2 separate regions of the Mus musculus genome follow, and region 1 is linked to region 2. Evidence: chromatin contacts called from ENCODE Hi-C or POLR2A ChIA-PET data. All regions are on one chromosome and are shown on one strand. The core of a region is the stretch at or near the end of the contact, and the rest is flanking DNA. Distances in the headings are between cores, read along the strand shown.

Region 1 (3,286 bases), core at 195-2,694, 2.0 Mb after region 2:
ATAAAAGTGGTTACAATATAAACATAGCTTAAGTCTTGTTGGGCAGAGAACCACAACCCAGTCAAAAGTGCTTCCCTATGCTTTTCGATAACTATCACTGCCAGATGCTATGTGGCTAATGCACTCATTCGATCCTTCACCAAAGGCAAGCAAACCTGTTCTTCAGGAGAGTGTAACCCAAGAGACAAACTAATGGCCACATAAACATAGAGCCATGACAAGTGACATGAAGGGATAAATCATGGAAGGATCTTGAGGAAGCGAGTAAAAGCTGACTTTCAAAGGTTAGACACAAGCTAAAGAGGAGATAGCAGCTGGAGAAGAGATCTCTAGGTGGATGAGGCCAATGAGAGGGGCCAAGGCATGGGGGAGGGATAGACGGCTGCTTGGAACTAAAAGGAAAACACTGCTTTAAATGAAACAGGAGAAAAGAAGAGAGGCGTCAGCCAACATTTGGCTAACAGATTTGGTTTAAGTGCACGTGCTGCTCTGCCAGAGGAACTGAGTTCGGTTCCAGCTCCCATGTCAGGCGGCTCACAACTGGAGCTCTAGAGGATCCAAAACCCTCTGGTCTCAGAGGGTATCTGCACTCACGTGTGCACACACGCACGTGCGCGCGCGCCTACACTTTTTTTTTTTTTTTTAATGGGATTTGTCCACTAAACAAGGAAGTAGCAGATATGATCAGATTTGCCTGCAACACAAACCAAGTATTCATTCTCCCTCCTCGGGGAGTTTGCAGAAATTCCTCAAGTCAAGCACCAGTATCTGTGCCCTTTTTCCAGACCAGGGTCACAACTAAGAACTCTTCACATGGAACTTCCATTCTGACCACACTTGATCCAAAAGGGTGGCCTTATGTCTTATTTCATCCCTCCTTGGAGCGTAGGCGATCGTGTCCTCACAAAGGCCCGATACTTGGATCAATTTAAAAAAAAAAAAAATGCCCGCGTATCTCTCAGGTTCAGCCTAGCCTCTGCCCACATACGCTTGCTTTTTGCATGCCCTTAGCTGTGCACGTGCAGGTCACACTTCAAGGGTCCCAGCCTTTCAGTTTCCCAGCCTCATCCCCCTCCCTGCCGGTTATCCACACCACGAATGAGCTTCCCCGCGCAGGACTCACTCTCAGCTGTCTCCACGCCATGCTCCTTCTGCCATTAAGCCCGCCTCTGCCTGCATCCCATTGGAGAATGTGGGCTCGGCTCCACCTATCTCCCAAGCCCCACCAGCCGGCCCGCCCCTAGACGTTGATTGGACAGCCGAACGCGTGCGCTCTGCCCGGAGTCAGGCTCCGTGGCGGGACGTGCCTACTTTCTGTCTTGTCGCTGTCGCGCCTCCTAAGGGACGCTGCTCTGAAGTCGCGCACCCTTCCTTCGGTGCAACCGTGAGGAGGAGGCTTCCGGAAGTCTCGAGTGGGGAGCAGACGCTTCCGAAATCTGCAGACCAACCCCAGCGCCCGGTAGTGCGCACTACCCTAATGCTTCCCTGTCCCTGGGAAGGAAACAAAGGGCGATGCAGCCCGAAGGTTCCGCACGGTTGTCTTTATGCCGGTGCTGCGGTATGGCTTTCATAGCCCCCTTTCTGAAACAGAAATCCTAAGAATTCTGTTTTATCAGGGCAGTGGTGGCGCCGGCCTTTAATCCCAGCGCTTGGCAGGCAAAGGCAAGCATATCTCTGTGAGTTTGAGGCCAGCCTGGTCTACAGAATGAGTTCCAGGAGAGCCTAGGCTACAACATGGAGAAACCCTGTCTCTACAGGGAGAAGGAAAAAAAAAGTACACTCATGCAAACACACAAAAATTTACCCACTGGTTTTAAAAGTAAACTCTGAGGTGTTGATAAGTAAATATGGTTTTATTTTTAAGATAATCTTATGGTGTAGGCCAGGTTTTTCTAAAAACCAATCCTGCCTCAGCACTCAAGTGCCTCTGTGCCAAGCGTTTACAGAGGCCAGAGGAGGGCATTGAATCCTCTGGAACGGTAGTTACAGATGATTGGACCCACGTACTCTGGCCCTTAACCTTATGTTTGTATCCTATTGTCCCCCTTCCCACTGGTCCCCTTCCTTTTCTGGAATAATACTTCCCCACTTTAGGTCATAATTTGGGTCAGGTTACAGGAGGCTGGAGAGATAGCTCAGCTGTTAGCACTTGATGTTCTTGGCGAGGACCCAAGTTCCGTTTCCAGCACCCACATCAGGTAGCTCACAACTGCCTGTAACTCCAGGACCACATTTCTTCTGGGGCACTGTACTGGTTTTCCCATACCAACAGGTAGATGTGTGTGTGTGTACACATAAATTCTAAAAATAAGTCCTTTTAAGGTCTGTATCCTGCATACAAGAAAAAAAGCATATTTAGCAGTCTGAGATTGGCTTGCTTCATGTAACATGATCTCCAGTCCCATACATTTTCCTGTAAATTACCTCATTTTATTCTTTCTAATGGTTGAATGTTGTTCCATACCATATATGTATCATATATATCATTATCTTGATCTGTTTGTCTGTTACTGCTTCCATAAACTGGCTGTTGTGAATATTGCTCCAAAAAACATAGATATACAGGTACCTCGGTCATATGCCAGCTTGGATTATTTAGGGACTATACCTAGAAGTGACGTATCTAGGAGTTTGGGTTAGTGATTGAATGTTTGTTTGTTTGTTTTAAATTTGTTGTTCTGTGTGTGAGAGAGTTCAGACAGCAGCCTGCTATGGCAGACATGTGTAGGCCAGTAAATAACTCTGGGGGGGGGTGGGGGCGGGGGCATGGTACATGTATAAAGATCAGGGTACAACTCGCAGGAATCAGTCCTGTCTTTGCATCATGTGCTTTCTGGGGACAGAACTCAGGCTGTCAGGTGTGGCAGCAAGCACCTTTGACCACTGAGCTGTCTCACTGCTTGAGGATGGGTTTGTTATATTGATTTTGAGTTTTGGTTTTGATTTGGGGTTTATCTGTGGCCTGGAACTCAGAAGTCTGCCTGCCTTTGGTTCCCTAATGTTGGGACCAAAGGTATATACCACCATGGTGTATTTATTTTGTATCGTGGTATTTTCCTGAAAGTTGGTATCGTCTATTAGAGTGTTCTGGTGGAATTCTCAATGTGTTTTAGGTATAGGCTCATATTGTCTACAAATAGGGATACTTAAGTTCTCTGTGTCCTGTTTGTAGCTCTTCTATTCCTTTATCTTGCCTCATTGCTCTCTAGAGAATAATCTCAGTGCTGTACTGAGTAAAACTGGGAAATGGGTGCCTTTACTCATTCCTCATTTTAGAGGAAATTCT
Region 2 (3,582 bases), core at 754-3,253:
GAACTCAGAAATCCGCCTGCCTCTGCCTCCCAAGTGCTGGGATTAAAGGAGCGCGCCACCACTACCCTGCTCACTTTTTTTCCCCTTTTTTGTGAGTAAACAGACATTCTAACCATGCTCAGCAAAATCAAAAGCTTATCCTTTACCTGCAAAACTGTTGGATACATCAAGTACTTTCTTTTGCCATGATCCCAAAAGCACACCAACTACCCGCTTCTGGTTTCCAACCTTGCCAATTCTGAGTGAGAAAAACAGGTGGTCAGTCACAGACACTCATCGAAAAAGCTATTACTTGCGACTGAGTAGCAAGTATCAACAACAAAGATACAATTTAGTTTATGTCGGACCTAAGGTCCATAAACAAATGTAACAGGTTAGTTCCCGTAGGAAAGATAAGGAAACACCCCAACCCGCATTGGAAGGATACTTTCTAAAGATTCCAGATACTCCCTTGGAGAAAAAGTCATGCTTGTTTTTCTTTTTCTCAGCTTTATCCTTTAAACTCTTTCCCCTCCTCGCTACACTGAAATCTCTCCAGGGATGAAGATCTAAGAGAAGTACCAGTTTTGTTTTTTTTTGTTTGTTTGTTTTGTTTTTGTTTTTTTTTTTTTCCGAGACAGGGTTTCTCTGTGTAGTCTTGGCTGTCCTGGAACTCACTTTGTAGACCAGGCTGGCCTCGAACTCAGAAATCCGCCTGCCTCTGCCTCCGGGGTGCTGGGATTAAAGGCATGCGCCATCACGCCCAGCAAGAATTGTTTTCTTTAGCCACTAACAAACTGCATATTTGGAAACAACTTAATTCTATGCTAAGGAAACACACAAGCCACAGTGAAAGTAACATTACACCTCTCTAACCCACTAAAACTACTTCAAACAACGAGTTTCCACATGCCAAAGGAAACTTCATCCACGAGTCTTTAAAGCCCCTCCATCTGTTCCTTGATACAACTACCAACAGTGTCTGCACCCCCCCCCCCCATTCTTACCAATTGTTAAAATAAAGCTTAAACAGTGTTCACCCCATCAGGGCCCCTAGTATCCCAGGCATTCCGAACAATACAACTGAATTCAGACTCAAAAGGCTCCGTCTTGAGGTTTTTTTTTTTTTTTTTTTTTTTTGGCTCTGGTTGAGTTAGCTGCACAAAGCCTGCTTCAGACCAGGCACTAGCGCCGACTTGACTGCAAGTAGACTCCCTACTGGACCTTCATATTTGTTAACTCCTCACACTAATTATCTTGTAAAACTTCCGAACACGTGCAACAGGTCTGGCCGGATGAACGGCTGGAGCAGGCAAGGGTGGCAGTGAGCTACCCAAGGGAACTGTAGGCTGGCCCCAATCTGCACCTGCCTCGTTTTTAGAGGAACAAGCCGACACCTTATTCATTCCCATTTTAAAGGTACCATTCGACCAGAATCCCAAATCGAAACTTGGCTATGATCCCTGCCTCATCCAGAAAATCGTTCATCGGGGACTCCGAGACCGGGGTTTCAGTGACAGCTTTTACAGGCACGGGCACACGAGACTGAAGCTCGGTCTTAAACGGCGCCCAGCCGTTCTGGGAAAAGGCGCGGCCTCGGCGGGTAGCATCGTTCCGGCTCCGGGGCCTCGCCAGGCGGGCCAGACTCAGGAGTGGCGGCCTCGGTGGGGGTGCGAGGCTGTCAATGGGTACCGAGCACCGCGGTGTGGAGCCGCTGGGGTCGCTTGTCCCAACCCGTGTCCCCGGCCGCCGCGTTTGTGCCCGGCGCGCCCGTGACTCAGCAGCCCTGCGCCGTGTGGCCGCCACGCGCCACCCGCTCACCGGTTGAAATGATCCACCACACTGAGCAGCACCAGGGGGTGAACCACCACCTTCTGCACCGCCAGCTCCGGCATCGCGACACAGCCCGACCACCGGCCCGGCTCCCTGCAACCCGCAAACACCAGCAACCGCAGCGACACAGGCCGCTCCTCCAGGCCCCAGCACCTCCCCTTCCGGTTTGACCGCCGCTGCACAGTCGACTTCCGCTCCCAGAGCGCTTTGCGCTCGTGCCCGCCCTGTCGCCAGGGGCGCCATCTTGAGAAAGGGAAAGAACCGCCTTGCCTTCTGTGGGACTTAGGCTATTGACGAAGCTTGGCATTGAGCCTTTCCCTAGGTTTTTGTTTTTGTTTTTGTTTTCGTTTTTGTTTTTCCTCAGTTGTTTGCCAGCTCACCATTTCTCCTCCTTGGAAGGTTGTAGAAAAAGGCAGATAAACATAAGTAGTAACAGCGTGTACTTCTACTAATCAAATAATTAACGACATATATTTAACTTTCTTTTTTTTTTTTCAAAGATTTACTTATCTATTATATGTAAGTACACTGTAGCTGTCTTCAGACACACCAGAAGAGGGAGTCAGATCTCGCTACGGATGGTTGTGAGCCACCATGTGGTTGCTGGGATCCGAACTCTGGACCTTCGGAAGAGCAGTCAGGTGCTCCTACCCACTGAGCCATCTCACCAGCCCTTAACTTTCACTTAACACTTTAAGTCAGCACTGTTTCAAAATTTCCCAGAGGAGTTTCATTTGTTTGTTTGTTTGTTTTTGGGTTTTGGTTTTTGTTTTGTTTTGCTTCTTTTTTTTTTTTTTTTTTTTTTTTTGAGACGGTGTTTCTTTATGTAACAGCCCTGGCTGTCCTGGAACTCACGTTGTAGACCTGACTGGCCTCTACCTGCCTCTGTTCCCTGAGTGCTGGAGTTAAAGTCATATGCCATCACACCTGGTTTTTATTTATTTATTTTTAATGTTTTATTTCATTGCTTTTGAAGTTGGGCCTTCTATGACATTGACTAGCATGGAAATTGTTGTATAGTCCAGGGTGGTCCCCTGTCTCTACCTCCTCCTAAGTACAAGGGTGACAGCATATGCGACCACACGTGGTTTAGAGATGCTCTCGGTCTCTAACACCAAGGGCACACTTTGGGTGTATGACTGGATACTTTATCTATAGTTTTTATTTCTGGGAATTTTCCTTAATGCTCACTGTGACATAATGAGTGCAACAACATTCAGGTTTTGTTAATCCCAAAGATTTGGGGAGAAAGGCCACCAACCCAAAACACCATGGCTAAATTAATTAAAATTAATTAATTAAAGCAAGCATTTTTATTTATTCAATTTAATTTAGTTTTTATAGGGGTCCCCAATTTCAATTCAATGCTTGGGTGTAAGTATCTGTCTGTCTAAGTCAACTGCTGGTAGGGCCTCTTAGAGGACAGCCATGCCAGTCTCCCGTCTGTAAGCATATCATAGCTTTAAAACAAGCATTTTTTTATTTGTGTACATGGGCTGTCTCTTCCTAAAAACGGGTGTGTGTGTGTGTGTGTGTGTGTGTGTGTGTGTGTGTGTGTGTGTGGTGGTGCTGGTGCAGGGGATGGTTCAAGAAATCAGCATTGGGCATGAGAAAGACAAGGTTTTTATAGCTCAGAGGTAGGGAATTTTCAAATAGGGGATTTGGTGCTCAAAATAGGCAGGGTTACAGGAGCAGAACATGAACATAAGACATCAGTCGCAAAGACCCTCTGAAACATAGACATGATTGCAAGGTGGTCTTAACAAGGCA

The links. Hi-C counts contacts between places; a loop is a spot of excess contacts on that map. ChIA-PET counts read pairs that join two places held with the same protein, here RNA polymerase II (POLR2A).
Region 1: a map of left cerebral cortex shows a loop between it and region 2 (5-fold over the local background). The contact joins the promoter of Dhodh here to the promoter of Psmd7 in region 2. A Hi-C loop is called at or near these places in 1 of 37 maps with a recorded cell type or tissue (left cerebral cortex). POLR2A ChIA-PET finds 5 or more read pairs at or near these places in 1 of 5 experiments (embryonic stem cell).

The regions. Positions count from the first base shown.
Region 1 is chr8:109,607,229-109,610,514 of GRCm38, forward strand. Dhodh (dihydroorotate dehydrogenase) reads right to left here and starts at 1,445. Exons shown (of 9, transcript NM_020046.3): 1 at 1,124-1,445. The coding sequence starts at 1,144.
Region 2 is chr8:107,586,479-107,590,060 of GRCm38, forward strand. Psmd7 (proteasome (prosome, macropain) 26S subunit, non-ATPase, 7) reads right to left here and starts at 2,004. Exons shown (of 7, transcript NM_010817.2): 1 at 1,801-2,004; 2 at 147-238. The coding sequence starts at 1,874.